Regions from separate parts of the Mus musculus genome. Here region 2 is linked to region 1. Evidence: chromatin loops called from intact Hi-C (ENCODE). Cell type or tissue: heart. All regions are shown on one strand.

Region 1 (4,000 bases):
CCACACAGAGTTGGGCACACAGCCGACATGCACATGCATGTGATACATATGCACATGTATGCTATAGGGTAGGTTCTCCAGAGCATGCAGGCTTAGAGCACTACACCCCGAATTGCAAGAGACAACTACACACACACACACGCACACACACACAGAGAGAGAGAGAGAGAGAGAGAGAGAGAGAGAGAGAGAGAGAGAGAGAGAGAGAAACATTCACATATACTTACACAGAGAGACAGAGACAGAGACAGACAGACAGTCAGTCAGTCAGTCAGAGCGCACCTAGCACCAAGTTGGAATTGAATGAATGAGGAAATGAAAGACATTTAGCACAATCAGACAACAGTCAATAAATACATTTGGGGGAGGGTAACCCTATTCTACCATGCAAACAGTCCCAACCAGAAACAAGAGTATAGGAGCCAGATTTCTGGGTCCTCCTGTTACGGAATCACAATGGGGCAGCAGGACCTTTGATCTCCAGGTAGAAGACGGTTCTTAGCAGTGGGGAGACTGGGGCGCCAAGAGGCAAAGGGCTCACTGGTATGAGGCAGAGGGTCCTGTGTTCTCCAGCCGACCTGGGCGCACTGGGCCATCTGGGTGGCTGTCACTCCTCTTTTGCTTCCGCAGGCTAACTTCTCTAAGCATCCTGAAGTGAATTCACCTGCTCCCAGCTGCCCACCGTGAACCCAGACGATGGGGTCTTTACCTCCTGCCAGGTTCGTCTCCAAACCTCCCTACACTCAGGGCTCGCATCTCTCCCCTGCTCTCCCTTGTCTGGCAGCTTGGTGAGATGTCCCACCCCTAACCCCAGGGTGGGTCTCAGACAACAGAAGCCTGGGGAAAAGCAGACAGGAAGAGGGTAGAGATGGGGAAGACCCAAGAGATAGAGGGAGTAGGGGAGGGGGGGTGAGGGGGAGAGAGTGACAGAGAGGAATAGAGGGAGGGGCAGAAGGAACTCTAAGGGGCAAAAAGGGACATTTAGAGGCAGAAAGAGGCTCAGGGCGGGACGGCACAGTCACCTACCCTCCGGGCCATGAGCCGGCGCCGCCTGTCCTGGGCTCGGGAGGTCACGGCCTGGAGCTCATCGCGGCAGGAGGTCCCCGAGGTCCCCGCCGGGTGCCAGGGTCTCCGAGTGGCCAAGACCCGCGGATCGCGGCCGAGGGTGGCGGCGGCTCCTCCGCTCACACGGGCCCGGCCTGTGTCACATCCGGAAGTTCACGCGGAGACGCTTAACCCGCTGTCTGCCGGAGCGGGGCCTCCTCCCGAGCGGCCCCTCTCCTGTCTTGTCCCTCCCCTCTCCTCTGAGTCCCCTCCTCCCTCTCCTTCTCTGCCTCCCCTTCTTCCCTCCGTGCTGTCCCCTCCCTCCTCCTCTCCTCTTCCTGGACTCCAGGTCTGCCTCCACCCACCTTGGCCTTTGTATGTCAGATTCGCGGGGTCTTGTGTCTGGAGCTTCCCGCGGTCCCCACCCTCCCTCTTGGTCCTCACTGCTTCTTGCTCTCTCCCTGCCTGGCCGCCAGGGGTCTGCAGTAGCTTTTTGCCCCTCCTCTCTGGTCACTCTTCTGTCTCTGTCTCTCCTGTCTAACCATGAGACGGGATTAAAGCAAACCAGGCACAGGAAAGAACCAAGCTTATATTTTCGTTTGTCTTCTTGCTCCGTTTCTGTCCCTTGTCTCCCCTGGGGGGACAAGGGGGCTGTCGGCCCGAGGCTCCAGTGTGTGTCTAGAAGTGGCAAAGTATTGAGCTGCTGTGCTTCCCTCAGGGATGTGTGTGCCTCTGTCCTTCTGAGCCCTGTGTTCAGGAAGGCCCTTAGCCTGGATGAAGCCCTCTCAGCTGCCCCTAGGGGAGCAGCCTGGGACCTCCGAGCCTTGCGGGGGTGGGAGGGTGGGGGTGGGGTGGGGTGTAAATCGTGGGTCTAGCCACTGAGGCGGTGCAGACAAAAGCTGTCAGTCAAACCCCAAGACAAGCTTTGGAGTGAAATTCCAGTGGCAAAAAGTAATTGTGCCGGGTGTGTGTGGTACTCAGGGAGACTGAGGCAGGAGGAGCATGAGTTGGATGCAAGCCTGCTTATACGGTAAGATTCTGTCTCCAAAAACCAGAGGAAAAGAGGAGGATGTGGGTTGGGGGAGGAAGAGGAAGGAAGGAAAGAAAGGGAACCTGAGAAAGGGACAGAGAAGGGAACAGAATCAGAGAGAGAGAGAGAGAGAGAGAGAGAGAGAGAGAGAGAGAGAGAGAGAGAGAGAGAGAGAGAGAGCGCAGAGAGTGGAGGCAGCTGAGAGCCTGCTCACTGACTCTCTCACTGTTGGTGGTGTGAGCCCCGCTGGGCTAGCTGGAGGTACATTTTATGACTCCCATAAACAGGCCTCGCACTCCTTCATCTTCTCTGCTGGAAATAAAACAAAAGCCAGGGCAGGGGTGACAGGTGGGGAGGGCCTGAGAGGCTATGGAGGAGGGAGGACCCTGCTTCTTCTCAGCTCCTCTTATTGTCCTGAGTGTGCCCCTCTTTCTCCTCACCCTGTTCTGTCACCTGGGACACCCACAGATCCTGATGGAGTCCAGACCTTTCTCTAACATGCCTTTCACTCTCTGCAACAAACCAGGGCTCTAGATTTCAGGGGGCCTTGCCTGACTGTGGGCTTATCACACTGAGTGGGGTCCCCCTTCAGGTTTCCCCACTTTGGCCCTTTGAGGCTGGCGGGGAGTGGGGTTAGCTACACACATGTACCCCAACATAGGTACTGTGAGGTAGAAGATTAATCGAAGTAACTTTCAATTAAATGTGTAAAGACCCTGCCAGCTCTTCCCTCCCTGACTACCCTCATTGGAGATTTGTGGAGGGGAACACAGCAGTCTAGGGTCACAGCATTGATTTGTGTCTTGGGGCAGTCACCTTTGTCCTCATGGGACTGGATTTTTGGGTAGGGGGATGGCAGGGTCTCATGTGACCCAGGGTAACAAACTCTCTATGCAGTAAAGGGTGACCTTGATGCATGATCTTCCTGCCTCCCGAGTGCTAGGATTCATTGCTGTGCCCGATTCAGAAGCTGAGCCTGAGCCAGGGAGCCACCTCACTCAGTCTAAGGTGGAAGGAGGGAAAGGGGTGGACAGAGAAGGGCATGAGGGCGTGGTGGTGACAGAAATAAGAGGATGTGTGTGCCCACAGAGAGCTGGCTGCTGTTACTCTGAACAAGAACAATCTAACAGTTCCCAGCAAGAAGCAGGGGCTAGGGCTCGTGGGCATAAATCTTTTTAATTAATGAAAGGGACTAGTGGGGGGAAGATGGAGAGTGTCTGGGTGAGAAATTGATAGGAGAGGCGGTGACTTCGGGAAGGAGGCTGGCAGAGCTCACACGCCCCAGTCTAACACATCTGCATATATTTGCACATGTGTGCCTGCACATGTACACACACACACACACACACACACACACACACACACACACACACACACACACACTCTGTGTATGTGCACAATCTCTGGCCTGTTCTCCCCTGAGCTCTAGCCAACTTGATATGGTTATTTCCCTAACATGATGCTGGGACCCTTTCTCTGGGACAGGAGGGGCTGTGGCAGCCAGAGGGGGCTTATTGACTAGTGTCCCCTCTGGGAGGGTGGTGTTTGGGCCACTCTACATGCATCTGGATGGAGCTGGGGAACTGTGCTGGGCTCTGCTTGTGTAGCTGCTTGGGACTGCTCCTGTGTGACCCCACTTAACCCAGGGAAGGGCCCCAGACTGCATCCAGCACCAGCCCTGGCTGAGAGCATGGAGGCCCCTAAGTCTTCCTAGCTCAGACTCTCCTACCTGGCCTCAAGCCATGGGGACTGTGACTATGTATCGATTATACCCTCAAGGTTCTCAAGGGAATCCCAGAACCTCCTTTCTGTCTCTTCCTCTCTTTCTTTCTCTCCAACTGTCAGTCTGCCTCTGTTTCTGTCTCTCTCTGACTCTCTCCCCCTCCCTGGTGTGTGTGTGTGTGTGTGTGTGTGTGTGTGTGTGTG
Region 2 (4,000 bases), 45 kb after region 1:
CACACACACACACACACACACACACACACTACTCTTTCCATCAACCACACAGGGCCCCACCACACACACAGTTGCAGATTGCAGACTAAACTGAGACCAGTAGGGAGAGAAAGGACTTGGTCAAGTCAGAGGCAGAACACAAATGTGGCATTAAGGCGTGGAGCTCCTAACCCAGTGATCTTTTAAGCCATCTGGAATCCCCACGCGCCTTCCACGCAGGGCGGGTATCTTGTAGGCAGAAAGCTCACCCCAGCTCTGGCCCAGGTGTTGGTTAGCACCTCGCCTACCTTCTCTGGAGCCCTTCCCGAGGGAAGGAAAACGTCAGGCTGAGCCCCTTTGTAGAGTCCCCAGAAGGTTTCTGCTTTCCCACCCAACCTCGCTGTGAAGGTGTGAGGCTGGAGGAAGTGAGACTGTGAGAAGGACCTGTCTAGCCTGATCTTAGAACAGTGCCCAGGAGTAGCACAGTGCCTCAGAGTTGTCCAAAGAATGAATGGACAGTGAGAGATATGGGAGTTAGACTTTGGAAGGACTGGTCAAATGTTATTACACTGGTTAGGCTGTAGGCAGGACCAGTCTCAGAAAGTCAAGGTTGAGAGGATGGAGAGACCTGGGCTAAAATGGGGTGAGGAGGAGTTGGGGGCACTTCAGGCCCTCGGGGGAGTCCACACTGCGGGGAATCTGCCTCCTCCAGGTTCCCCGTGCATCAGGGGCGGAGACAGAGGTGTGTGGGTGTGAGTTGGCTGCAGGCAGAGGGAGAAGAGGGAGGGGAGAGACAGACCCAGGTGCCCAGAGACGGACAGACAGACATACACCATACACATGGCGCACGCTGAAAGCGGAGCAGCCAGGACTCAGAGCCAGGGCTCAGAAAGCCCCCGCACTTGACGATGCGGCGCAGCCTGGATTCCCGCAACCCCAGAGGCTCCGGACGGCCACGCCGGGCTCTTACCTGCCTTGCGGCCGGGCCGGTCCCCGCTGGGCCCCCGCGGTGGGCGCCTCCGCCCGAGGAGAAAAGGGAGAAAGAGGGAGAGGAGCCGGGGACTGAGGGAGAGCAGGGAGGAGGGAGGAGAGGGGATGCGAGGAGGGGAACCGGGAAGGGGCCGGGAGGAGGGCGGAGCCCAGGGGAGGGGGCGGGGACAGAGAAAAGGGGGGAGTTGAGAGAGCAGCCCCGGAGAGGGGGCTAGACTGGAGAGGTAGGGGAATACAGCTTGGGAGGAGGCCGGGGGAAGGGGGCGGGGACAGAGGAACTGGGGCGGGGGAATCAGCCGTTAAGAGAGTCTAGGCTGAAGGAGGGAGTTGCCGCTGACGGGAGGGGGTGGGACAAGTGAGCTGGGGAAAGGACCACCAGGAGGTGGGAGAGAGGAAATTTAGGCAGGGTGGTGTGTGGGAACAGGGTAGTTGTGGGTTGGAGGACAGGGACAGCCTGGAAGAGGGAGGAGTTGAAGGAGGAGAGAGAGTGGGCACAGGGGAGCTGGGGAAAGGACCACCAGGAGGAGGGATATAGTCGCTGGAGGAAAAGAGGAGCCAGGAGAGGGTAGGGTTTATGGGAGGGAGTGAGGCCTGGGAGCTCAGACTAGAGAACCGCCGAGGGAGGAGCCAATATGAGGAGGCGTGACCAGGGGCGGGGCTACAGAACAGAGACTATGCCCTGCAAAGGGGCAGGAGGGAGGAGCCCGGAAAGGGGCGTAGCCAAGGAAGCTAGTGGGTGGTAGAGGGGCTTGGCAGGGCTGGGGCTGCAGGTTGCCCAATCTTGGGGTTCAGCACTAGAATCCGAGGACAGCGATGGAGGGCGCAAGTTCGTACACCAGTCTGTGCTGTGGTATCCCAGTCCCTCTCTTTGATCACACACGCATAGCAACCCCTCCATACAAGGGCCCAGAGATGTAGTCATTGCTACAAATAGCCACAGGCTGGCAGACCTGGGGGAAGTGGGGGAAGGAATGTCGGGAGGCAGATCTTTCCAAGTTCACAGGCTCAGCCTGCTCAGAGCACCTTACAGAAGACAGGGAACTGCTACCAGAGTGCCCAGGTACGACAAGAACCATTCCCTCTGCCCCTGCCACGCCAAAACACGGTCTCACTCCCAATCCCCAGAGGTAGATGTTGTTAGCTCCATTTTGACATTACGAGGGGGAAACTGAGGCAGCAACTGTGGCTTCAGGTTCTGTATCTTTACCGCATGCTGTACTGCCTCTTGGCTCGCAAGGCAAGGAAGGATCAAGATCACCCAGTGTGGCGGCACACATCTGTTTGATCCCCATACTCAGGGGGCTGAGACAGGAGGATGGCTGAGTTCCAAGCCATCCCCATAGCAAGACCTAGATCAAAACAGTTTTGGGGGAGGGGGCTGATGATGTGGACCAGTTGGTAGCATGTTTGCCAAACATGCACTAAGCCTGGGCTCTGCCCTCAGTACAGTATACACTATGCATGGTGGTGCATGCCTGCAATCCCAGCAATCAAGAAGTGGAGGTGAATCAGGAGTTGAAGGTTACCCTTGGCTAGAGGCCAGCTTTAGCTACATAAGACCCCTTCTTAACTTCCCCCCAACTGCCAAGTCCTAAGCCAAACGTCCTAGGATTCTGAAGCCTTCAGGTGGTTGACTACAACTAGGTGCACAGGTGCAAGCACTCATGCCTGCAAGTGCACACATGCACACACCTCAGGATGTGTGCATCACTCGCCTTCCCATCACTACCCTCAGGACAAACGCCACTCCAGGCTCCCTCTTTCTAGAGGACAGGTGACAGGTGCTGAGCACAAAATGGTACAACAGGAAGAGAAGGCTGGCTTTGCCAGCAGCGTGCCCGCTGCCAGCTCTGGAGGGACACTCTTGGGCCTGCTGCCAGGAGAGGGAAATTCCAACTCCCTGAAGCTTCCCACGCTTCGGCCTGGCTTTTGGAAGTTGGAGCCTGGGAAGTCAGGATCTTGGCATCTGATGTCCTTTGCAGTGCAGGAGGGTGGTCAGATTTACAGGTGGACTTCCCTAGCAGGAGTGACAGCTACCTACCCAACCCCACAAACACATATTCCTCCAAGGAAGCGTCCAGGCCCCACCCCCAGCCTGGAGTCCCTCTCTAATATTTTACCAACCCTACAGACCCCAATTCTATTCCTGGTTAGGGGTTGGGGAAGCAACATTTTCTCTGGGCTAAATTCCTCTGGGCCTTGGGTTAGAGACTCTGATGGAACCATGGGGGTGGTGACTACTCTTGTCTCTCCGATCCTTTTGGGCTGTTTAGCTGAGCCCCAATACCTACTTGAGCACAGTATCTCCTTGGGCCTGTCTGCCTTGGTCTAGCTTTGACACTCCACACCAGAATCTATGCTCACTTACTTTGTTAGCCTTGGTCCATGACCAGTCTAATCCCTTTTCTTTCAAGACCAGCCCCCTCCTAAATGGACCAGTAACAGGATCACTTCTTCTCTGGGGCTGAGGGGGTCTGCAGAGGCCTTACTGGGTTCACTGGAGATGCTGAAAATCCCCAAAGATTCCCTAGTCTCCATGGGTCTCCCAGGGGACCCGACAGAGCCTGAAGCCCCTGGTGAGTTCTCACTTGCCCCTCAGTGCTGACTCCTTGTCTGTGGCCTTATTCATCCTAGGTTGAGACAATGAACCTCAGTGGCATTTGTCTGGGACTCTACTTCCTGAGTTTAGCTCACCAGAGCAGAGAATGGCTCCATAGTTTTCAAAAATGCACCCTCCACACACTGTAACTTTCTTTCTTTTCTCTGGGTCTAACCTAGGAATCTCTGCGAAGTCCTCCTCCTCCTCAGTTCTTTGAGAGTGAATTAAACATTGTAGAACCTGGCACACAGTAAGTACTTGATAGATGCTTGCCAGACAAAGGAAATTAAGACAGCCAGGACAGCTTTGTTGCTCTGAATGTGTAAATGGTCCTCAGGGACCAACACCTGATGGGAGCAGAGGTTGGCTGAGAACATCCCTTTTCAAATGGCTCAGACAGGAGTTATCAGCTAGGGTCACACAGCACACCAG

The links. A loop is a pair of places that touch in the nucleus more often than their neighbours do. Peaks named below come from ENCODE experiments on the same cell type or tissue, not always from the same donor. Only the 100,000 strongest peaks of a DNase experiment are listed, where the experiment ranks them.
Region 2: a loop joins it to region 1, with 4 times the contacts of the local background. A loop is called at or near these places in 1 of 42 quality-filtered maps.

What each region holds. Positions count from the first base shown.
Region 1 is chr7:16,172,594-16,176,593 of GRCm38, reverse strand. Meis3 (Meis homeobox 3) reads right to left here and starts at 1,199. Exons shown (of 13, transcript NM_008627.4): 1 at 1,027-1,199. The coding sequence starts at 1,038. In heart, a CTCF peak has its summit at 1,515 (motif pointing right); a DNase peak (open chromatin) is centred at 1,283; H3K4me3 peaks cover 2,387 bases; H3K27ac peaks cover 2,498 bases; H3K27me3 peaks cover 497 bases.
Region 2 is chr7:16,127,371-16,131,370 of GRCm38, reverse strand. It overlaps Kptn (kaptin), which reads right to left. Exons shown (of 12, transcript NM_133727.2): 12 at 3,855-4,000. Slc8a2 (solute carrier family 8 (sodium/calcium exchanger), member 2) reads right to left here and starts at 1,545. Exons shown (of 10, transcript NM_148946.3): 1 at 950-1,545. In heart, no CTCF peak of the experiment used is centred here; DNase peaks (open chromatin) are centred at 1,790 and 1,870; H3K4me3 peaks cover 2,297 bases; H3K27ac peaks cover 1,893 bases; H3K27me3 peaks cover 472 bases.